Regions from separate parts of the Homo sapiens genome. Here regions 1 and 2 are each linked to region 3. Evidence: read pairs that join two places in POLR2A ChIA-PET (ENCODE). Cell type or tissue: MCF 10A. All regions are shown on one strand. Each heading gives the region's core, and the rest is flanking DNA. Links, peaks and the distances in the headings are about the cores only.

Evidence for each region. Peaks named below come from ENCODE experiments on the same cell type or tissue, not always from the same donor. Only the 100,000 strongest peaks of a DNase experiment are listed, where the experiment ranks them.
Region 1: POLR2A ChIA-PET joins it to region 3 with 6 read pairs; 14 of 35 experiments call an interaction of 5 or more read pairs at or near these places.
Region 2: POLR2A ChIA-PET joins it to region 3 with 7 read pairs; 15 of 35 experiments call an interaction of 5 or more read pairs at or near these places.

What each region holds. Positions count from the first base shown.
Region 1 is chr3:179,128,241-179,136,640 of GRCh38, forward strand. It overlaps PIK3CA-DT (PIK3CA divergent transcript), which reads right to left. Exons shown (of 3, transcript NR_125401.1): 2 at 4,529-4,631. Among named protein-coding and RNA genes, the nearest start is that of PIK3CA-DT, 16 kb to the right of the region's middle. In MCF 10A, for the core only: no CTCF peak of the experiment used is centred there; a DNase peak (open chromatin) is centred at 4,157.
Region 2 is chr3:179,078,608-179,087,007 of GRCh38, forward strand. No RefSeq gene overlaps it. Among named protein-coding and RNA genes, the nearest start is that of ZMAT3, 11 kb to the left of the region's middle. In MCF 10A, for the core only: no CTCF peak of the experiment used is centred there; no DNase peak of the experiment used is centred there.
Region 3 is chr3:179,024,796-179,032,188 of GRCh38, forward strand. It overlaps ZMAT3 (zinc finger matrin-type 3), which reads right to left. Exons shown (of 6, transcript NM_022470.4): 3 at 6,085-6,204; 4 at 2,851-3,017; 5 at 2,628-2,728; 6 at 1-433. The coding sequence ends at 222. Among named protein-coding and RNA genes, the nearest start is that of ZMAT3, 43 kb to the right of the region's middle. In MCF 10A, for the core only: no CTCF peak of the experiment used is centred there; a DNase peak (open chromatin) is centred at 2,916.

The DNA.
Region 1 (8,400 bases), core at 2,090-7,089, 110 kb after region 3:
TTTTCCAATTCCGTGAAGAAAGTCATTGGTAGCTTGATGGGGATGGCATTGAATCTATAAATTACCTTGGGCAGTATGGCCATTTTCACGATATTGATTCTTCCTACCCATGAGCATGGAATGTTCTTCCATTTGTTTGTATCCTCTTTTATTTCCTTGAGCAGTGGTTTGTAGTTCTCCTTGAAGAGGTCCTTCACGTCCCTTGTAAGGTGGATTCCTAGGTATTTTATTCTCTTTGAAAAAATTGTGAATGGGAGTTCACTCATGATTTGGCTCTCTGTTTGTCTGTTATTGGTGTATAAGAATGCTCGTGATTTTTGTACATTGATTTTGTATCCTGAGACTTTGCTGAAGTTGCTTATCAGCTTAAGGTGATTTTGGGCTGAGACAATGGGGTTTTCTAGATATACAATCATGTCGTCTGCAAACATGGACAATTTGACTTCCTCTTTTCCTAACTGAATACCCTTTATTTCCTTCTCCTGCCTAATTGCCCTGGCCAGAACTTCCAACACTATGTTGAATAGGAGTGGTGAGAGAGGGCATCCCTGTCTTGTGCCAGTTTTCAAAGGGAATGCTTCCAGTTTTTGCTCATTCAGTATGATATTGGCTGTGGGTTTGTCACAGATAGCTCTTATTATTTTGAGATATGTCCCATCAATACCTAATTTATTGAGAGTTTTTAGCATGAAGGGTTGTTGAATTTTGTCAAAGGCCTTTTCTGCATCTATTGTGATAATCATGTGGTTTTTGTCTTTGGTTCTGTTTATATGCTGGATTACATTTATTGATTTGCATATATTGAACCAGCCTTGCATCCCAGGGATGAAGCCCACTTGATCATGGTGGATAAGCTTTTTGATGTGCTGCTGGATTCGGTTTGCCAGTATTTTATTGAGGATTTTTGCATCAATGTTCATCAAGGATATTGGTCTAAAATTCTCTTTTTTGGTTGTGTCTCTGCCTGGCTTTGGTATCAGGATGATGCTGGCCTCATAAAATGAGTTAGGGAGGATTCCCTCTTTTTCTATTGATTGGAATAGTTTCAAAGGAATGATACCAGTTCCTCCTTGTACCTCTGGTAGAATTCGGCTGTGAATCCATCTGGTCCTGGACTCTTTTTGGTTGGTAAGCTATTGATTATTGCCACAATTTCAGATCCTGTTATTGGTCTATTCAGAGATTCAACTTCTTCCTGGTTTAGTCTTGGGAGAGTGTATGTGTCGAGGAATTTATCCATTTCTTCTAGATTTTCTAGTTTATTTGCGTAGAGGTGTTCGTAGTAATCTCTGATGGTAGTTTGTATTTCTGTGGGATCCATGATGATATCCCCTTTATCATTTTTTATTGTGTCTATTCTTCTCTCTTTTTTTCTTTATTAGTCTTGCTAGCAGTCTATCAATTTTGTTGATCCTTTCAAAACACCAACTCCTGGATTCATTAATTTTTAAGGGTTTTTTGTGTCTCTATTTCCATCAGTTCTGCTCTGATTTTAGTTATTTCTTGCCTTCTGCTAGCTTTTGAATGTGTTTGCTCTTGCTTTTCTAGTTCTTTTAATTGTGATGGTAGGGTGTCAATTTTGGATCTTTCCTGCTTTCTCTTGTGGGCATTTAGTGCTATAAATTTCCCTCTACACACTGCTTTGAATGTGTCCCAGAGATTCTGGTATGTTGTGTCTTTGTTCTCGTTGGTTTCAAAGAACATCTTTATTTCTGCCTTCATTGCGTTATGTACCCAGTAGTCATTCAGGAGCAGGTTGTTCAGTTTCCATTTAGTTGAGTGGTTTTGAGTGAGTTTCTTAATCCTGAGTTCTAGTTTGATTGCACTGTGGTCTGAGAGATAGTTTGTTATAATTTCTGTTCTTTTACATTTGCTGAGGAGAGCTTTACTTCCAACTATGTGGTCAATTTTGGAATAGGTGTGGTGTGGTGCTGAAAAAAATGTATATTCTGTTGATTTGGGGTGGAGAGTTCTGTAGATGTCTATTAGGTCCGCTTGGTGCAGAGCTGAGTTCAATTCCTGGGTATCCTTGTTAACTTTCTGTCTCGTTGATCTGTCTAATGTTGACAGTGGGGTGTTAAAGTCTCCCATTATTAATGTGTGGGAGTCTAAGTCTCTTTGTTGGTCACTCAGGACTTGCTTTATGAATCTGGGTGCTCCTGTATTGGGTGCATATATATTTAGGATTGTTAGCTCTTCTTGTTGAATTGATCCCTTTACCATTATGTAATGGCCTTGTCTCTTTTGATCTTTGTTGATTTAAAGTCTGTTTTATCAGAGACTAGGATTGCAACCCCTGCCTTTTTTTGTTTTCCATTTGCTTGGTAGATCTTCCTCCATCCTTTTATTTTGAGCCTATGTGTGTCTCTGCACGTGAGATGGGTTTCCTGAATACAGCACACTGATGGGTCTTGACTCTTTATCCAATTTGCCAGTCTGTGTCTTTTAATTGGAGCATTTAGTCCATTTACATTTAAAGTTAATATTGTTATGTGTGAATTTGATCCTGTCATTATGATGTTAGCTTGTTATTTTGCTCGTTAGTTGATGCAGTTTCTTCCTAGTCTCGATGGTCTTTACATTTTGGCATGATTTTGCAGCCGCTGGTACCGGTTGTTCCTTTCCATGTTTAGCGCTTCCTTCAGGAGCTCTTTTAGGGCAGGCCTGGTGGTGACAAAATCTCTCAGCATTTGCTTGTCTGTAAAGTATTTTATTTCTCCTTCACTTATGAAGCTTAGTTTGGCTGGATATGAAATTCTGGGTTGAAAATTCTTTTCTTTAAGAATGTTGAATACTGGCCCCCACTCTCTTCTGGCTTGTAGAATTTCTGCCGAGAGATCCGCCATTAGTCTGATGGGCTTCCCTTTGTGGGTAACCCGACCTTTCTGTCTGGCTGCCCTTAACATTTTTTCCTTCATTTCAACTTTGGTGAATCTGACAATTATGTGTCTTGGAGTTGCTCTTCTTGAGGAGTATCTCTGTGGCGTTCTCTGTATTTCCTGAATCTGAATGTTGGCCTGCCTTGCTAGATTGGGGAAGTTCTCCTGGATAATATCCTGCAGAGTGTTTTCCAACTTGGTTCCATTCTCCCCGTCACTTTCAGCTACACCAATCAGACATAGATTTGGTCTTTTCACATAGTCCCATATTTCTTGGAGGCTTTGTTTGTTTTTTTTTATTCTTTTTCTCTAAACTTCCCTTCTCACTTCATTTCATTCATTTCATCTTCCACTGCTGATACCCTTTCTTCCAGTTGATCGCATCGGCTCCTGAGGCTTCTGCATTCTTCACGTAGTTCTCGAGCCTTGGCTTTCAGCTCCATCAGCTCCTTTAAGCACTTCTCTGTATTGGTTATTCTAGTTATACATTCGTCTAAATTTTTTTCAAAGTTTTTAACTTCTTTGCCTTTGGTTTGAATTTCCTCCTGTAGCTTGTAGTTTGATCGTCTGAAGCCTTCTTCTCTCAACTCGTCAAAGTCATTCTCTGTCCAGCTTTGTTCCATTGCTGGTGAGGAACTGCATTCCTTTGGAGGAGGAGATGTGCTCTGCTTTTTAGAGTTTCCAGTTTTTCTGCTCTGTTTTTTCCCCATCTTTGTGGTTTTATCTACTTTTGGTCTTTGATGATGGTGATGTACAGATGGGTTTTTGGTGTGGACATCCTTTCTGTTTGTTAGTTTTCCTTCTAACAGACAGGATCCTCAGCTGCAGGTCTGTTGGAGTTTGCTAGAGGTCCACTCCAGACCCTGTTTGCCTGGGTATCCACAGCGGTGTTTGCAGAACAGCGGTTTTTCATGAACTGCGAATACTGCTGTCTGATCGTTCCTCTGGAAATTTTTGTCTCAGAGGAGTACCTGGCCATGTGAAGTGTCAGTGTGCCCCTACTGGGGGGTGCCTCCCAGTTAGGCTGCTCAGGGGTCAGGGGTCAGGGACCCACTTGAGGAGGCAGTCTGCCCGTTCTCAGATCTCCAGCTGCGTGCTGGGAGAACCACTGCTCTCCTCAAAGCTGTCAGACAGGGACATTTAAGTCTGCAGAGGTTACTGCTGTCTTTTTGTTTGTCTGTGCCCTGCCCCCAGAGGCGGAGCCTACAGAGGCAGGCAGGCCTCCTTGAGCTGTGGCAGGCTCCATCCAGTTCCAGCTTCCCGGCTGCTTTGTTTACCTAAGCAAGCCTGGGCAATGGCAGGCGCCCCTCCCCTAGCCTCACGGCCGCCTTGCAGTTTGATCTCAGACTGCTGTGCTAGCAATCAGCGAGACTCCGTGGGTGTAGGACCCTCCGAGCCATGTGCGGGATATAATCTCCTGGTGCACTGTTTTTTAAGCCCGTCAGAAAAGCGCAGTATTCGGGTGGGAGTGACCCGATTTTCCAGGTGCCATCTGTCACCCCTTTCTTTGACTAGGAAAGGGAACTCCCTGACCCCTTGTGCTTCCCGAGTGAGGCAATGCCTCGCCCTGCTTGGGCTCGCGCACGGTGCGCTGCACCCACTGACCTGCGCCCACTGTCTGGCACTCCCTAGTGAGACGAACCCGGTACCTCAGATGGAAATGCAGAAATCACCCATCTTCTGTGTCGCTCACGCTGGGAGCTGTAGACCAGAGCCGTTCCTATTTGGCCATCTTGGCTCCTCTCCCAAAAGCTGATTTTTTAAAAGATAAACAAAATCAATAAACTTCTGGCTGGACTAACCAAGAAAAAAAGTGAAATGACTCAAACAAAACCAGAAACAAAAAAGTTCACATTAAAACCTAGTAGAAATAGATAAATTCCTGGATGCATACAACCTACCAAGATTGAATCGGGAAGAAATAGAATACCTGAACAGGCCAATAATAAGTAATGATGTTAAATCAGTAACAAAAAGTCTTCCAACAAACAAAAACCAAGGACCAGATGTCTGCCAAATTCTACTAAACTTTCAATGAAAAACTAACATGAATTCTTTTCAAACTATTCAAAAAAATGGAAGAAGAGGGAATTCTCCCTGACTCATTCTATAAGGCCAGCATTACCCTGATATCAAAAACAGACAAGGACCCAACATCAAAAACTACAGGCCAATATCCCTGATGAACACAGACACAAAAATCCTCAACAAGATACTAGCAAACCAAATCCAACGACACATCAAAAAGATTATACACCATGATCAAGTGTCATATATCCCATGGTTGCGAGGATAATTCAACATATTCAAATCAATAAATGTGATACATCACATTAACAGAATGATGGACAAAAACCATATGATCATCTCAATTGATGCAGAAAAAGCACTTAATAAAATTCAACATCCTTCATGTTAAAAAAAAAAAACTCTCAACAAACTAGGCATACAAGTAACATACCACAACATAATAAAGGCTATATATCACAAACCCACAACTAACATCATGCTGAATGGGGAAAAGCTGAATGCCTTTCCTATAAGATCTGGAATGGAACAGGAAAGGATGCCCACTTTCACCACTGTATACTAGTCAACATAGTGCTGGAAGTCCTAGCCAGAGCAATCAGACAAGAGAAAGGCGGAAAAGAAAAAGCATCTAAATTGGAAAAGAGGAAGTGAAACTATCCCTCTTTGCAGATGACATGATCTTATATTTAGAAAAACCTAAAGTCTCCACCAAAAAACTATTAGATCTGATTAACAAATTCAGTAAAGTTGCAGAATACAAAATCAACATATAAAAATCAGTAGCATTTCTCTACACTAATAATGAACTAGCTGAAATAGAAATCAAGAAGGAAATCCCATTTATAATACCTACCAAAAAGTAAACTACATAGAAATAACCAAAGTGGGAAAAAAGCTCTCCAAGGAAAGCTACAAAACAGTGATGACAGAAATTGAAGTGGGCACAAACAAATGAAAGGACATCTCATGCTTGTGGATTGGAGGAATTAATACTGTTAAAATGACCACACTACCCAAAGTAACCTACAGATCCCATGAAATTTCTCTCAAAATACCAATGCCATTTTTCACAGAAATAGAAAAAATAATTCTAAAATTTATATGGAAACAAAAACGAGGCCAAATAATCAAAGCAATCTTAAGCAGAAAGAACAAAACTAGAGGCATCATACTACCTGACTTCAAACAGTTACAAGGATATAGTAACCCAAATAAAAATATATTTGAATAAATATAGACATATAAATTAATAGAACAGAATAGAGAACCTAAATATAAATCCACATTTTTTTTACAGCTTACTGATTTTTGACAAAGTCACCAAGAACATACATGGGAGAAAGGACACTTTCTTCAATAAATGGTTCTGCAAAAATTGAATATCCATATGCAGAATAAGGTAGATATTCCATTATATACTAAAATAAACTCAAAGTAGATTAAAGACTTAAAAGAAATATCTGAAAATATAACACTACTAGAAGAAAACACACAGGAAGCACTTCGGGACACTGGTCTAGTCAAATATCTTATGGCTAGGACCTGAAAAGCACAGGCAACAAAAATGAAAACAGAAAAATGGGACTATATTAAACTAAAAAGCTTCTGCACAGCAAAGAAAACAATCAGCAGAGTGAAGAAACAACCGTTGAATAGGAGAAAACATCTGCAAACTATTCATCTGACCAGAAACTATTATCCAGAATATACAAGGAACTCAAACAACTCAACAGCAAAAAGAAAAAAAAAAAAAAAAAGAAACAAAAAAAAATGCCATTTAAAAGTGGAGAAAGGACACGAGTAGACAATTCTCAAAAGACATACAAATGGCTAACGAGTATATAAAAAATACTCAGCATTACCAGTCATCAAGGAAATGCAAATCAAAAATCATGAGATATCATCTTGCCCCAGTTAGAATGGCTATTATTAAAAAGACAAAAAATAACAGATGCTGGCAAGGATTCAGAGAAAAGGGAACTCTTCATAGTGTTGGTGGGAATGTAAATTAGTACAGCCATTATGAAAAGCAGTATGGATATATCTCAAAAAACTAAAACTAGAACCACCATATGATCCAGCAATACCACTACAGGGTATTTATCCAAAGGAAAAGAAATTGGTATGTCAAAGGGATACCTGCACTCCCATGTTTATTGCAGCATTATTCACAATAGGAAAAATATGGAACCAACCTAAGTATCTATCTACCAATTGATGAATAGATGAAGAAAATGTGATCATATATATATATATATATATATATATATATATATGAATACTATTCAGCTATAAAAAGAATGAAATCTTGTCATTTGCAGCAACATAGACAGAACTGGAGGTCATTATGCTAAGTGAAATAAGCCAGGCACAGAGAGACAAATATTGCATGTTCTCACCCATACATGGGAGCTAAAACACTAATCTCATAGAGGTAGAGAGTAGAATGATGGTTACCAGAGACTGGGAAGGGTATGTGTGTTGTGGGCAGAGGATGAAGGAAGATTGGTTAATTGGTACAAACATACAGTTAGATAGAAGAAATAAGTTCTAACGTCCGATAGCAGAGTAGGTGACTATAGTTCACAACAACGTATATTTCAAAATAGCTAGATGAGAGGACTCGAAATGTTCCCAAAACATTGAAATGACACATACTTGAGGTGAGGGATATCGTGAATATCCCTACTTGATCATTACACAGTCTATGCAACTAACAAAATATCACATATGCCCCATAAATATGTGCAAATATTATGTATCAATAAAAATATTTTTAAAGTTAAAAATATATAGTTCATAAGATAGCTCAAATAAACTAATACAAATTTTACTTGTGGATAATACTCTGTGTTTAAAAGATACTATTTGCAAATAATCTATTGCTTCACTCCAAATAAATTGAAAACTATTAGATTTAATTATACTTTGAGATGATACATACTTCTTAATTGTTGAGGGATGTAGATTTTCTTTTCATTGCTAGTGCTTGTCTCTGTAACACATGACACTAGGTGATGTCTGGTGCCACACTTCCATTTGTAATAAAGACCTGTTCCTTTTCTAACAAGCAGCACACATATCAACATGTTTCCCATTCAATTTGAGTCCTTCTATAAATCTAGCACTTTTAATAATGTTTAAGTGCTACGAAAACAGTTTGGTCTCATGGAACTTACTTTCTTGTGCCATGACTCATATAAAGAAACAATAAAACATTTAACCATAGTTTCAAAGTCCTACCTCCAGTATGGTAGGACAAGCCCACTATAGCCTAATTCTCCCTCTAAAGCTCTAGATAAAATGAAATAACTACCTGAGGACTCTGAAAAGTAAATAAAAGTCAGTCAGTCATGGAAGGTAGTCAAAAATGTTGAGGTGCTACCTCCAACAGGTAAGTCTCCCAGGTCTTTGTTTTTCTATCTCATGGCTTTTCCCCCAAGGAAAGGCCCTAGTCACAGAACTGTGCAGAAGAGTAGCAGCATGAGTG
Region 2 (8,400 bases), core at 1,905-6,904, 55 kb after region 3:
TTTATAAATATTTTTATTAGATTAAATTATTATAATATGAAGTTACTAGATCAAAGGGAATGAACGCTTTTAAGGCTTATAATACATTTTGCCAAATTGGCTTTCCGAAACAGTGGCCCACTCAACATTCCCACTAGGCCCTTTCTGAGTGTGATCCTCTCACTGTTCACACACAATATTGCTTATTACAAAATTTTTCTTCTTTACAATTTGCTAAGCAACAAAATGGTATGTTGACATTTTCATGTCTTTCCTTATTTAATTTTTGCAGTTATTTTTTGAGAATTGTCTGATTTTGTCCTTTATTTTTCTTCTGGAGACTAATCTCATTTATTATGCAGTATACACTTTTGAGAACATCAACCCATTGTCTCTTTATGTTAAGAGTAGTTCTCCTAGTTTTTTGTTTACTTGCTCTCTCTCATGCACTCTCTCTCTGTCTCTCTCTCTCTCTCTCTCTATATATATATATATATATTTTTTTTTTTTTTTTGAGACAGAGTCTTGCTTTGTCACCCAGGCTGGAGTGCAGTGGCGCTATCTCGGCTCACTACAACCTCCGCCCCCTCCCCCTACCCCCAGGGTTCAAACGATTCTCCTGCCTCAGCCTCCTGAGTAGCTGAGATTACAGGCACCCACCACCACACTCAGCTAATTTTTTGTATTTTTAGTAGAGACGGGGTTTCACCATGTTGGCCAGGCTGGTCTCAAACTCCTAAGCTCAGATGATCCCCCTGTCCCAGCCCCCAAAGTGCTGGGATGACAGGCATGAGCCACCGCACCCGGCCAATATTTTTTTACTTACAGAAATTTTAGGCCACGCATGGTGGCTTATGCCTGTAGTCCCAGCACTTTGGAGGCCGGGGCAGGAGAAGGCCTTGAGCCCAGGAGTTTGAAACCAGCCTGGGCAATATAGTGACACTTCATCTCTACAAAAAATGAACAAAATTAGGCAGGCATGATGGGATGCACCTGTAGACCTAGACACTCAGGAGGTGACGGAGGGAGGATTGCTTGCACCCAGGAGGTTGAAGCTGCAGTAAACTGAGATTGGGTCACTGCACTCCAGCCTCGGTGACAAAGCAAGACAAGACAAGACAAGAAAGAGAGAGACAGATAAGGAAAGGAAGTTTGACTCATCCTATGGGTCTCGGCTTCTATGACACCTCTTCTGTGAAGTCTATTCTAACCCTAAAGTTGCAGTCACCAGTCCCTCCTGGGTGCATATATGCCAAGTATCCCATACCTCCCTTCGTAGATCTGAGAAAGAAGCCAACATAATACCCTGCTCCTGTGCTGAACAATGTTAAAACCAAACATAGTTTCCCATCTTCTGTTAAATGATTCTGAGACCAGCCATACTTTCCCGTACCTGTGTTTAACAAAACTAGAACAAGCAGAACAAAACTTCGTTACTTGCTTCTGGAAATTTTTGCTCCTAAAAGATCAGAATGTGAACCTATTAAAAGAGCTACTTGTGAAGACGAACTGCTTGCTCTTTTAGAGACCCTTGCCTCACTGAAACTGCCCTCTGGAGGGGCCCACATGGCATGTGACCTTAGAAGTAGATCGTCCAAGTTCCAGTCAAGCCTTTAGATGGCCGCCTCCTGACTTGACTGCAACCTCATGAGAGACCCTGAATCAGAACCATCCAATTAAATCAGTCCCAGAGACCTAACCACAGAGACCATGTGAGGTAATGAATGTTGTTATAAACTGCTAAGCTTAGGGTAATTTTGGGGTTTTTTGTTTTTTGGTTTTTTTTTGGTGGGGGGTTGTTTGTTTTTTGAGACGGTGTCTCGCTCTGTCACCTAGACTGGAGTGCGATGGAGCGATCTCGGCTCACTGCAACCTCCATCTCTGCCTCAGCAGAGGCAATTCCTCTGCCTCAGCCTCCCCAGTAGCTGGGATTACAGGCACCCGCCACCACTTCCAGCTAATTTTTTTGTATTTTTATTAGAGACAGGGTTTCACCATGTTGGCCAGACTGGTCTTGAACTCCTGACCTCGGGCAATCCACCCATCTCGGCCTCCCAAAGTGCTGGGATTACAGGCGTGAGCCACTGTGCCCAGCCAGCTTGGGGTAATTTTTTAGGCGGAGATTAATATAAGTCCCCCTACCTTTTTGTGACTCTTTAAACTATGTATACAGATTACTTCGTTAAAAATGTGTATCTCTCATTCCTAGTTTTTTGTTTGTTTTATTTTTACTTTCCTTGCTTAGTATTTGTTGTTTATACTTCTTGATTAACTTTAGAATCACATTGTCAAATTCCTCAACTTCCATTGCGATTTCAATTGAATTTTGTCAAATCTATACATACATTTGTGGATAAGTTAAAATTTTACACTATTCTCTTTCCTACCACTGTACAATGATTGAAGACTTTCATGCTCTTCACTAACATTTTGTGATTTTCTTCATTGTATGTACAATATTTAATGAAATTCTAAAAAAAAAAGCATTTTCTTTTATGTAATATTTCTGGCATAGAGAAAAATTACCAAAGTCTTGAATTATATTCAAGTGTTTAAAATACTTTATTGTCTACTTGTACTATTGCTAAAATTCTACACTCTTCCTTGTGGACAGGTCTATCAATATACAAGAGAGAAAATGAATATTTTTAATACAATAGCAATCACATTTCTTTTCTGTATCCTGTGAGTTATATGATTATCCAATTTAGGTCTTATGATCTGAAAGCAGTAGAAATAATTAGCAACTTTCCTAAAAACTGTATTCCTTTTCTGATCCAATATTCTTTTCCCTCTCTCAACCTACACAACTTCTCTGCTACTTCTAAAATTACTAGAGTTAACTTTTGTTTTAATTCTGTGTCTCTTATTCAAATTGGTTAGCTTTCATTGTTGCTTTGCCATTGACATCGCTAGTGTGAACTTAATTTTGTATACCCATTATGACAAAGAAAATCAAACCATATTTCCCTTTGACCTTTTACGCTTGCAGTCACAATACTATTTTGAGGAAATGCTTGTTCATTATGCATACATACATTCTTATCTGCATCATTTTGTGTATGTGTTTATCAGTGCTGTCCAACAACGAGAAGAATGATACATTTATTTAATGTTGGAATGTAAGGATACTACAGTAAGAGCCTACTATGCCAGGCACTATACCCTAGCTAGGTACTCTAGCCAGGGCTTTTATACCCTAGCTCATATCATCCTCATGTTGACCTAAAGAAAAAAATGATGCAAATTTAATATAAGTAGAGAGTTTAATTGGGGCAAGTTTGAGGATTGCAACCTGGGAGCAGAGATTCATGTTGCCCTGAATATATGTTCCAATTAGCAGCAGTTACAAGTAGGCTTATAAAGCAGAAGAGGCAGTTCCTAAGTTGTTTACCAAGAATTTACATTACAAAACATGAGAGCCAGTGAAGTGGCTCACATCTATAATCTCAGCTACTCGGGAGGCTGAAGTGGCAGAATCCCTTGAGGCCAAGAGTTTGAAAGCAGCCTGGGCAACATAGCAAGACACCATCTCTAAAAAAAAATTTTAAGCTGTTGTTTGACTATACATTGTTCTTTGTAACACAAATTCCAGAACATTGAGATAGTGAGTGAGGCAGCTAGTCAGGAACAAATGCCTTTAAATAACTGCCCCAGGCACAAGGGGGTTAGCGCATGAATGACTGAAGTCCCATATTCATGTTGTTCTTGGCCTAATAAGTTTTGTACACCTTGCATAGCTCAGACTGCTCTGAGATATTTTTCTTTTCTCAGTCACAATAATTCCAGTGAGGTAGATATTATTTTACTTATTTTAGAGATGATTCTGAAATGTTAGGTTACCGTTCAAAGTTATTCAGCTTACATCTCCCTGTACCTTTGTTTCTACTAGATCAGAGCTTCTCAGACTTGAACATGCATGCGAATCACCTGGCAATCTTTTTAAAGTACAGATAATGTCTCAGTAGTCTGACGTTGGGATTGTGATTCTGCATTTCTAACAAGCTTCCAGGTGATGTCACACTTTGAGTAGCAAAGCATAGATCACAGTGAATTTAAGGCAATGTGACTCATTGGAAGGATTACAAACTTTGGAATTTGAGCATCTGAATTCAAATTTGAATGCAGGTACTTAAGGCCTTCTGACTTAGCATGGAACTTCACTTCCCTAATCTAAAATGCAGAAAATAAGACCAGCTTCATAGGATTGTTAGGTTGAAAAAACAATGTATTTCCAGTACCTGACATGTAGTAGAAGCTCAATATTGATTTGTCTTTCCTTGGGAGATTAGAATGTTGCTATAAATCTTCTAGTTATTCAATATGTATGTTTTTTGTGACAATGACAGAAACACACTCAAATTGATTTGGTCCAAAGGAATGGAAAGACCCTGGAGATTCTCTAGTAGCCCTACTATAGGGAAGGCAGCTGGGAACCTGGAAGTGAGGACTCAGATGCTGCCTGGAGTCTCTCTTGCTCTTTAGGAGTTGTTTCTTTCTTAGGGCAAACAGAGTTCACTCTGCTTCACTGCAGCCTTGGTTCTCCCACAAGGAAGGAAACATGGGTGCCCAGAGTTCCCAAGGCTTTCAGCTCATGACTTCCACCCTCAGGAAAGACCGAATCTCATTCTGTTCCAAACTTAACAACCTTGACCCAGAATTTGCTTGAATAAGAGTAGGTCAGATGTCCATGCCTGGATCCATCATCTCTGGTCAGAGGGACAAGCTCAGAGAAGCAGGTCTTGCTGTGAAGTACCAGCTACTTCAATTGGTCAGCTGGTGACAACTATACTGACTGACATTTAAGTGCTGGAAGGAAAAACTGAACTAGGTGTCAGGAACCTAGGTAGATGTACTGATTATGCCACTCATTTCTGAAATGATTTTGGATAAATCAATAGCTCTGGGCATCATCTTTATTTGCATAATAAATTATTTGGATTAGATTATATCTCAGTCATAGACAAATATAACATTTTATGAATCTCTCTCTCTCTCTCTCTCTCTATATATATATATATATACAGATGATAGAAATGTAGGATTTCTTCAAGTTTAAATGTAAGCTGCTTAAAAAAAATCTACAAAATGGCACATTGCCCTTTAGTATTTTCCAAACTATTGAAGAATGACAGTTATGCCTGACAAAGTCCTAGAGGTCCATACCAGTGCTGATGTTCTTTAATGTCAAGGTGACTTACAAGTTGCATTTGAAAAAAGAGTGCACTTGAAGTTGATAGAACTCTTTATGATTTGTTATAACTCTGGCCTTTACTGTCAAATTAGTTTTTCTTTTCAAGCAAGGCAATCCCACCCTCCCTCTGCTTAACAAAACAAGGGCTTGAAACAACAACCACAGGTAATAGAGGCATGTCTACAGTTGAAGTTTCATCTAGAAACATATGAATAGAGAAAGGTTCATTGGTGTCCAAAAAAGTGGCCATTACTTTAGGGGAATCCATCACCTCATTCATGTATTCATTCATTTAACAAATTCAGTCAAAGCCTGCTTTGTGTCAGGTACTATTCTAGATGCTGGGGATACAGCAGAGAACAAGACAAAGAAATCCCTAAGCTCTTTGTTCTTGCATGCTAATTAAGAAGATAAACAGGAAGTCCTAGCCAGAGCAGACAGGCAAGAGAAAGAAAGAAAAAGCATCCAAATAAAAAAAGAAGTGGTCGAATTAGCTCTCTTCTTTGATGATACGATTCTATACCTAGAAAACCCCTGAAGACTTCACCAAAAGGCTCCTGGAACTGATAAACAACTTCAGTAAAGTTTCAGGATACAAAATTAATGGCATTTATATACAACAGTAATGTTCGAGCTGAGAGTCAAATCAAGAAGAATACAATTTCACTTACAATAGCAACCAAAAAAGGAATAGGAATACCTCTAACCAAGGAAGTGAAAGATCTCTACAAGGAGAACTATGAAACACTGCTGAAATAAATCATAGATGACATAAACTAATTGAAAAACATTCCATATTCATGGATTGAATCAATATTGTTAAAATGGCCATACTGTCCAAAGCAATCTATAGATTCAACACTATTCTTATCAAACTACAAACATCATTTTTTACAGAATTAGAAAAAAACTATTCTAAAATTCATATGGAATCAAAAAAGAGCCCAAATAATCAAAGCAATCCTAAGCAAAAAGAAAAAAGCTGGAGGAATCACATTACCCAACCTCAAACTATATCATAAGGCCATAGTAACCAAAACAGCATGCTACTGGTACAAAAACAGACACATAGACCAATGGAATAGAGTACCTGGAAATAACAGTCAGCTGATCTTTGGCAAACTTGACAAAAATAAGCAATGGGAAAATGACTCCCCATTCAATAAATGGTGCTGGGATACCTGGCTAGCCATATGCAGAGGAATGAAACTGGAACCCTACCTATCACCATACACAAAAGTTAACTAAAGATGGATTCAGGATTAAATGTAAGACCTCCAACTATAAAAATCCTAGAAGAAGATGCTGTTGAGGTTGCGGAGAAAAAGGAACACTTTTACACTGTTGGTGGGAGTGTAAATTAGTACAACCATTGTGCAAGACAATGTAGTGATTCCTCAAAGACCCAGAGGCAGAAATTTGACCCAGCAATCCCCCAGTCAAAGACTATGCTGAGTATTAGTAATTCAGGTAGTGAAAATATACTGTTAATAAGGTTCTCTGACAGAAAAGACAACCCCAGTTCCAAAGATTGGAGGTGAGCAGGAAGACCATCTCACTCTTTTGCAATTTTTTTTTTTTTTTTTTTGAGACAAAGTCTCGCTCCGTCGCCCAGGCTGGAATGCAGTGGCATGATCTCGGCTCACTGAAAGCTCTGCCTCCTGGATTCATGCCATTCTCCTGCCTCAGCCTCCCAAGTAGCTGGGACTACAGGCACCCACCACCACACCTGACTAATTTTTTGTATTTTCAGTAGAGACGGGGTTTCACCGTGTTAGCCAGGATGGTCTCGATCTCCTGACCTCGTGATCCACCCGCCGCCTCGGCCTCCCAAAGTTCTGGGATTACGGGTGTGAGCCACTGCACCCAGCTCTCTTTTACAATTTCTCAGCATCCTGTGGAAAGCAAATAACTGGATTTACCAATGCATCCAGGTTGGTCAGGCACTGGAGAAACAATAAAACTTTACTTTAGAAATGGAGAAGGAAGTCTGTATCTCAAGGAAAATCAAATTTCACCCCAAGCCTGACGTTTGTCATCAAATGGGAAGAATTGCCTTCATAATAAGGCCTTTCAAATGATAAATGGAAAATTTGTACAGTAAACTTTAATAAACATTCAATGTAGTCATGAAAGATTAAAGATTTTAGAAAAACACTTAGATATCCTAATTTATATATCTTGGTCAGCTTCTCTTCAAGTTTATTTAATTGTTTCTATTGTTTAATTTCACTTTTCTTTCGGTTTCCATTTAGTAGGAGAAGATCCACCAGTAATTGAAGATCTTTCTGAAATCAGTTGAAGATCAGTGAAATAGATGACTGTCATGTGTTCTGGAGAATAACTGGGCAAATGAGCACATCCTATTCTCAACAGCATAAATGTACTGAGGCAAACAGGCAACTTTGTTTTATTGGGCTAGTGCAATAACTCAAAATATTATTATATTGCAATTTATTTTCAAAGAAATCATCAGAGACTATAAGATAAACAAAAACCAAAAGAACAAAATGAATATATCACAAGGAAAAGTGTTTGTCTAGAAAGGCAATTTATTAGGAGTCTGGATGTGATTTTTAAAAAAGTCTGTTTCTTGGATTTCTTTATATTTGTATTATAATCATACATTGCAAACTCTGTCAACCATTAATCTTCCCAAACATACCAAAGCTCTGAAAGCCTCAGTTTTTAGAATCACCCCCAAAGATTTACCTTATCAAGGCAATTTCTATATTTAATAAGGTCTTGCTGTGCAAAGGGTATGTAATGTTGTAAAGATAAAGTCATAAATAGAAATGTCATTCTACAAAACAAAGACAACACAAAAAGAATAAAAAGCCATAAGCTGAAAAAAATCTTTGGCATATGTATAATCAATAAAGGATTAGAAATCAGGCTGGGCGTGGTGGCACACGCCTATAATCCCAGTACTTTGAGAGGCTGAGGCTGGTGGATCGCTTGAGCTCAGGAGTTCGAGACTAGCCTGGGCAACATGACGAAACCTCATCTCAACAAAAAATACAAAAATTAGCCAGGTGTGGTGGTGTGCGTCTGTAGTCTCAGCTATTCAGGGGCTGAGGTGAGAGGACTGCTAGAGCCCAGGAGGTCGAGGCTGCAGTGAGCCGTGATCATGCCCCTGCACTCCAGCCCCAATGACAGAGTGAGACCCTGCCTAAAAAAAAGGATTAGAAACCAACAAAAGATTAAAATTATACATGTGTACACAA
Region 3 (7,393 bases), core at 424-5,423:
TGCAAAAGCGTTATGACCTAAGAAGCACGTTCTTCACACCCACCTCCCCCCGCCCCGCCCCCGGGCCCCCAGGTTTTGACATCTCATGGTACCACTGTGGGTTACATGTATTAACATTAAGCAGAGGAATGTACTCATATCAAAAAGACCACAAAGCAGGGCAAGTTGACAAAAGGCAAACAACAGGCAGGAAAAGCTGCTCTATCTTAATATGATAATCACTATACATATCCCAGATTCTCCATCTCATTCCTGTACCGCTGTTCAGACACCTTGCTCTTATGTTGCTTGCTCTCTAAATGCTGCCGGAATTCCATCTCTTCGCCAGCTCCAACATTACACATTGAGCAGTAAAACTGGCCACTTGGAGTAACACACATGGCCAGATCACGTGGAATTCTCTGCCGAGAGCGGGGATTGAAGTAAGGACCTGCTAAAGCAAGAGATAAAAATAATATATTCAAAATATTCATTAAGTGAATGACAACCTGACCAATTATCACTGTAATTTGTAATTCTAAGTTCAAATTATAAAATTCACAGATTCTTAGCTTTAAGTGAATGTGAAGTTAATGGATTTTTAAAATTACAATTTTACACAGGTTCGATCTAAAAAGATAAAATGATTCCTCCAACCATTGTCAGAAAAATTGCTGTAGAGCCAAACCCAAATTCCAAATGGCTGTGTCTCTAAAAAAGTGAATACGCTTTTAAAAATACTTTAATTTCCAAGCATTATATCAGAAGTCTTATGCTTATGCTAACCCTTTAATCCAAAAATTCTACTTGTAAGAATTATCCTAAGAAAATACTAAGAATTTTCACACTGAGATTTAATAGCAATATGTTTATCTCAGCAGTGATTATAAAAGCAAAAATTTAGGGGGAAGAAGAGATTCAAAAATAGGATTAAAGAAAGTATGGTAATGAATGCAATGGAAAACTATGCCATTGCTAAATATAATAATGCTATAGAAAACTCTTACGCTATTAAGTAAACTATGAATATCCCAAACTAGGATCCCATTTCTATTTTAAAGAAGTCATACATATGAAGAGACTAGAATGAAATCTGCAAAAGTGTTGGTGACATTACTGATCATTTCATTTTCTTCTTTTTACATTACTGACCTCATAAGCTGGACGCTTAGTTCGTTAACTTTATGCTTTTCACTTCCACTATAATAATATATAGGTAATACTTTTCTCAAAATACTGCTTTCACTGCATCCTACAAGTGTTAATATATTTTCATTACTGTTTCACTGTAGGAATTTTTAATTTCCAGTATAATTGTTTCTTTGAACCATGAGTTATTTAGAAGTGTTTTTAAATTGGAAAACAAATGGAAATTTTGTTTGCTTTTCTATTTTTGTTGTTGACATCTCATTTCATTGTACTCTGGTCAGAGAACATAATCTATCCTAAAATTTATTTTTCTGATATTAATACAGCTATCCCAGCTTCTTTCATTTCAGATGGATTTCTTTCATCCAATTTAACATTTTTTGGACTTTGGTAATTTTACATTTATTACAATTATTAATATATGTTTAGACTTTTCTTAATCATAATGAATTGTGCTTTTTTTTTTTTTTTTTTTTTTTTTGAGACAGAGTCTTGCTCTGTCACCCAGACTGGAATGCAGTGGTGTAATCTCAGCTCACTGTAGCCTCCACCTCCCAGGTTCAAGCGATTCTCCTGCCTCAGCCTCCCAAGTAGCTGGGATTACAGGCGTATGCCACCATGCCCAGCTAATTTTGTATTTTCAGTAGACACGGGGTTTCACCGTGTTGGCCAGGCTGGTCTCGAACTCCTGACCTCAGGTGATCCACCTACCTCAGCCTCCCAAAGTGCTGGGATTACACGCACGAGCCACAGGAGCCTGGCCTGAATTGTGCTTTCTATATGTCCTTTTTTTAGTAGGCTTCTCTGGCTTTTCAGTTAGCTCTGTTTTCTATTTGTTTCACTGTTCAAGTAAATGACCTCTGCTGGCATGTGCATGAATCAGAGGCTGAAGTAGAGGGGAGGGTGAGGGACTACTCAGCCCACTCTCCCTACTGAAGACAATCAGAAAATGCAGAATTTATTCCTATAAATCAGTGTTTGTGAACTAAATGTGTATATCAGAAGCATCAAGCAAGCATTTTCAAAACACACATATGTCTGGGTCCTACTCCAAATTTATTCATTGAAAATCTCTAAGTCATGGTTCAGGCATTTTGTAAAAGCTCCTTGGGTAATTCTGTTTCACTAGCCTGGTTAAAAAACACTGCTTTAGAATCTTTTCTTTAACATGGTACAACTTTAAACCAAGTAGCCCATTTTTATCATGTCTTTTACATTTCTCAGCTGGAAATATAAACAAACATAAGGGGACAAAGATAAGAGATCCTAAAACACAGACTATAGTGTAAAACCAAAATAAATAATATATTATTTACAACAATAAAGTAAATAAATGAGACCTGAAATACACACCAGCCTGAAAGGCCGCCACTAGACTAATTCAATAAAACACTGACTAACTCCAAATTCTCAGGGCTATCTATTATCATTAAAAGAAATAAAAACAAAGGAGACTAGGTACAGAATGTACCCAAGGTATGTGGAAACAGACAAGATACCTGAATTATTCTGTACTGTATACATATTTCTCCTGTTAGGCATCATCTTAAACTCATTCCCTTCTTTCCTGGCCCGCCGTTGACCCAGCTCTGAGGATTCCCTGGAGAAAAGAAGTTTAAAAAAGAGTGAGTCTTCTAAACAAGAATCCCTTTCTACTCTTTTTCTTTAAAGACAGTCAATCTCACATAACACTTTGGCCTCAGAGAAAATGGCAATACCTACGAGAATGAGTTACTCTGAGCTTCCGCCAGCCGCAGCCTCTTGGCATGATTCTTCCCTTGATAGTGAGCCTGAGCCACAGCTGGGGAACTGAAGGAGGCATCACAGAGCTTACAGTAATCATTCTCCGTGGCCAGGATCACTCGGCCTCCTGGCTTAAAGGAGCCCATCTGACATCAAAGACACAAGAAGAAACAAAGTTAAAAAAAATACAGAGTTTCCTCCTTCTCCTCAAAGGTCTTTCTAAGAGCTGAAAAACAACCAAAGGATATGGCATGACCACAAGCATTAAGCTTCATCAAGAAAATAATTCAATCCAGGAAAACAAAAAGGCTGGGAGATACTTAATCATGGTTTTGCATTATAATCACTTAGGTACCAAATTAGTGAATGGCTAGTTGCTGTCGCCACTGAAGACATTTTTTAAGAGTTTAAAAACCTTAGATTTAGGACAGTAAGTCATGGGTAAAATAGGTAAGGCCTAAAATCACATTACGGGAAACAGTAAAGTCTGCAGAATCCATCGATAAGCATTTAGTGACTGTTAACTCTTTATCAGGGTTGCTGTCTAGTCCAGGAGGGATACATAGTCATATATTTTTTTAAAAAGAGCCCCTGTCCACAAAGAGTCTACAAACTAGCTACAGATATAATCCGGAAAAAAATTAAAAATAAGTAGCAAATCCAGACAACTGTAGTCAGGTTGTGGAATAACATGTTAAAGAGAGCCTAACAGATTGCCCAGAAGATAGTAGGCATTCAGTAAGTATTAGGTTAACAAAAAAAATGACACACTAGGTTTTGGCCAGAAGAGAATAATATAGTACATGATAAAGATTCTGGAAACCACATATATCAGCAACAGTTGCAGAAAACAGCATCATTTCACTTGGAAGGGAAGTTTTTTCTGGGGTATGCTCTGAAGAAAGGCTTAGGCTGCCTGCCCGGGAGGGTGGAGCCCACTGAAAACAGCCCCCACTGGGGGTAGCTATTCAATTCTAGAGCAGCCTTCAGAAACCAGTGACAGGAAAACTATGCAGCTTGAAGATCTCTCTGGGTATCTTCTTGTTCTCTGATTTGGTTTTTTATATATCTCATTTTCCCCACAAATCCATGAGAAGGAAGAACAGCCAGAATTGCTACCCACACTTTTAAATACTAAAAACTAACACTCAGAAAAGTAAAATGATACAAACTGGTTAAAAGCAAAGGTCTAAGATCAAAAGAAATTCTTGGGCTGGACACGGTGGCTCATGCCTGTAGTCCCAGCACTTTGGGAGGCCGAGGCAGGTGGATCACCTGAGGTCAGGAGTTCAAGACCAGCCTGGCCAACATGACAAAACCCTGTCTCTACTAAAATAACAAAAATTAGCTGGGCATGGTGGCAGGCACCTGTAATCCCAGCTACTCAGGAGGCTGAGGCAAGAGAATTGCTTGAAACCCAGGAGGCGGAGGTTGCAGTGAGCCCAGCACACCATTGCACTCCAGCCTGGGCAACAAGAGCAAAACTCCATCTCAAAAAAAAAAAAAAAGAAAGAAATTCTTGCTCCACCACTTTACAAAACCTGTAACACCATGGAAAGTTACTTAGCTCATCTAAGCTTCTAATAAACTTCAGTGAGGCTGAAACTGCTGACCTATGGACACCAATTTGAGTAATATGGCCAATACCTCTAAGTCGCTGCAAGCATTAAATGACGTCAGGGCCTGGGACTAAAATGAAGCAAGTGAGACACTTGCCTTGGGCTCAGAATTTAATGGAGCATCAAAAAAAACTCAGCAATCAAGATTAATAATACTTTCATGGAATTTTTTTAATTACATTTTCTTTTTATTTTTTTGAGATAGTCTCGCTCTGTCACCCAGACTGGAATGCAGTGGCACAATCTTGGCTCACTGCAACCTCCACCTCCCGGGTTCAAGTGATTCTTGTGCCTCACCCTCCCAAGTACCTGAGACTACAGGCACACACCACCACACCCAGCTTAAAAAATTAAATTTAATGCAAAAAATTAAGGATGAATAAAATACCAAAATTTTACATTCAGAATCAGTAACAACACTGCCACACCAAGTCATATTGCAGCCTGGGGCAAAAGGAAAATCAGTAATACTTATTTTAAGTTTTTAATGTTTTGTTCACCACTATTTTAAATCAATTTTACATTTCTAAAATATTGTATTAAATATCTATCTTTATTACTGAGTTTTTTGGCTCCTTCTTAAATTTTATGCCCAAGTTTAGTGCATCCATCACCTCACCATAGTCCCAGCCCTGACTGAAACAACGTATGAAACATGCTCAGCACAGTGCCTGGCACGATATGTACTCTATTATAACTATTATTATTTATGACCACTGTATTGTTTTTATGGACATATAACACTTCAAAGACAGATTAAGAGTAGACTCCATGTTTCAGAGGCTACTAAGGTACAGGAATATCTTGCCTAAAGCACCTGTTCTATCTTCCAAAGAGCAGAAGAACTTGGTTTTCAAGTCTGTTTCATGATAGCAAGGTTCAAAACATGTTTACACAGGCTCTCTGAATAGAGGTAAGTAATAAGCAATCTCAAACACCTAATTTTGCAACTGGAAGGCAAAATCTGAAATAAATGGGATGAACTGCAATAAAGGAACACATGTTTGAAAATCTCTCTTTTCATTTTGGGGTTAGCCTAGACATTCAGGATCATTTAGCCCAGAATTTCTTTTTTTTTTTTTTTTTTGAGATGGAGTCTCGCACTGTTGCCCAGGCTGGAGTGCAGTGGTGCAATCTCAGCTCACTGCAAGCTCCGCCTCCCGGGTTCGCACCTTTCTCCTGCCTCAGCCTCCCGAGCAGCTGGGACTACAGGTGCCCGCCACCACGCCTGGCTAATTTTCTGTATTTTTAATTGGGACAGGGTTTCACCGTGTTAGCCATGATGGTCTCGATCTCTTGACCTCGTGATTCGCCCGTCTCGGCCTCCCAAAGTGCTGGGATTACAGGCATGAGTGACCGCACCTGGCCTATTTAGCCCAGAATTTTAAGAAATGTATAAAGACTCACGTAACAATAGCCTGCATTAAATCCAGCACTGTAGTTCAAGGAGTTAAAAGTACCAAGCAGCATCTTTCAGGATTATTTTCCCAACTGTACCCTAATGGACACATGGACGACAAATGTCATCTATAACCATTTGTGCATATTACAGCTTCCACCCTAATGCTGCTTCACCCTGACACACATGTCTCACCTGCGGAGGGACTGGAACAACTGGAGTAGCTGCAGGCTCGACCACATTGCTCATTCTAGCAGGAGGAGGACAGCTATTTGCTGCATAGTAATTTCGGAGTTTCTTACCATGATTTTTACCCTAGAAATAAAAATAAAATGAGTACAGCAGTCCACCCTTATCTGCAGTTTCAGCAATTTCAGTTAGCTATGGTCAACTGTGGTCCAAAAATATTAAGATATTTTGAGAGAGAGACCACATTCACATAATTTCCATGACAGTATATTTTTATAATTGTTCTTTTTTCTAATTAATTATTGTTGTTATTCTCTTACTAGCCCAATTTATAAATTAAACTTTCTCCTGGGTTATGTATGTACAGGAAAAAAAAAAAACGCATATAGAAGAGTTCAGAAATATCACGGTTTTAGGCTTCTACTAGAGGTCTTGATATCTCCTATGGATAAAAAAAAATGAAAACTGTAATCACCATGAGAAAGTGTGTCAAACTGAGTTAATCAATGTATTTACTTAATCACTTAAAAAAAAAAAGAAAAAAACACAATACTAACTACATTTTATTCCTTCACACATACACAACCCTGGGGGTAAACAGACTACTATAGTGCTAGATTTGATTGCTAGATCTTGAAGTAAAAGAGCCTACTCTTTGGCTCTAACAGAACAATTAAATTTTTCTGGGAAAGACAAGAGAACACAGCCAAAGGAAATTAATTTCCTGTATGTTTCTTAAAAAGTATCACATTGGCTGGGTGCGGTGGCTCATGCCTGTATCTCAGCACTTTGGGAGGCCAAGGAGGGTGGATGACCTGAGGTCAGGAGTTCGAGACCAGCCTGACCAACATGGTGAAACCCCATCTCTACTAAAAATACAAAAATTAGCTGAGCATGGTGGCACATGCCTGTAATCCCAGCTACTCGGGAGGCTGAGGCAGGAGAACCACTTTAACCTGGGAGGCGGAGGTTGCAGTGAGCGGAAATCACACCACTGCACTCCAGCCTGGGTGACAAAGTTAGATTCTGTCTCAAATAAAAAAAAAAAAAACTCTCCCTCTCCCTCCCCCTCCCCCTCCCCCTCCCCCTCCTCCTCCCCCTCCCCCTCCTCCTCCCCCTCCTCCTCCCCCTCCCCCTCCTCCTCCCCCTCCCCCTCCACACAGCCTCCCTCTGATGCTGATCCGAGGCTGGACTGCTTGCCGCCATCTCGGCTCACTGCAACCTCCCTGCCTGATTCTCCTGCCTCAGCCTGCCGAGTGCCTGCGATTGCAGGTGTGCGCCGCCACGCCTGACTGGTTTTCGTATTTTCTGGTGG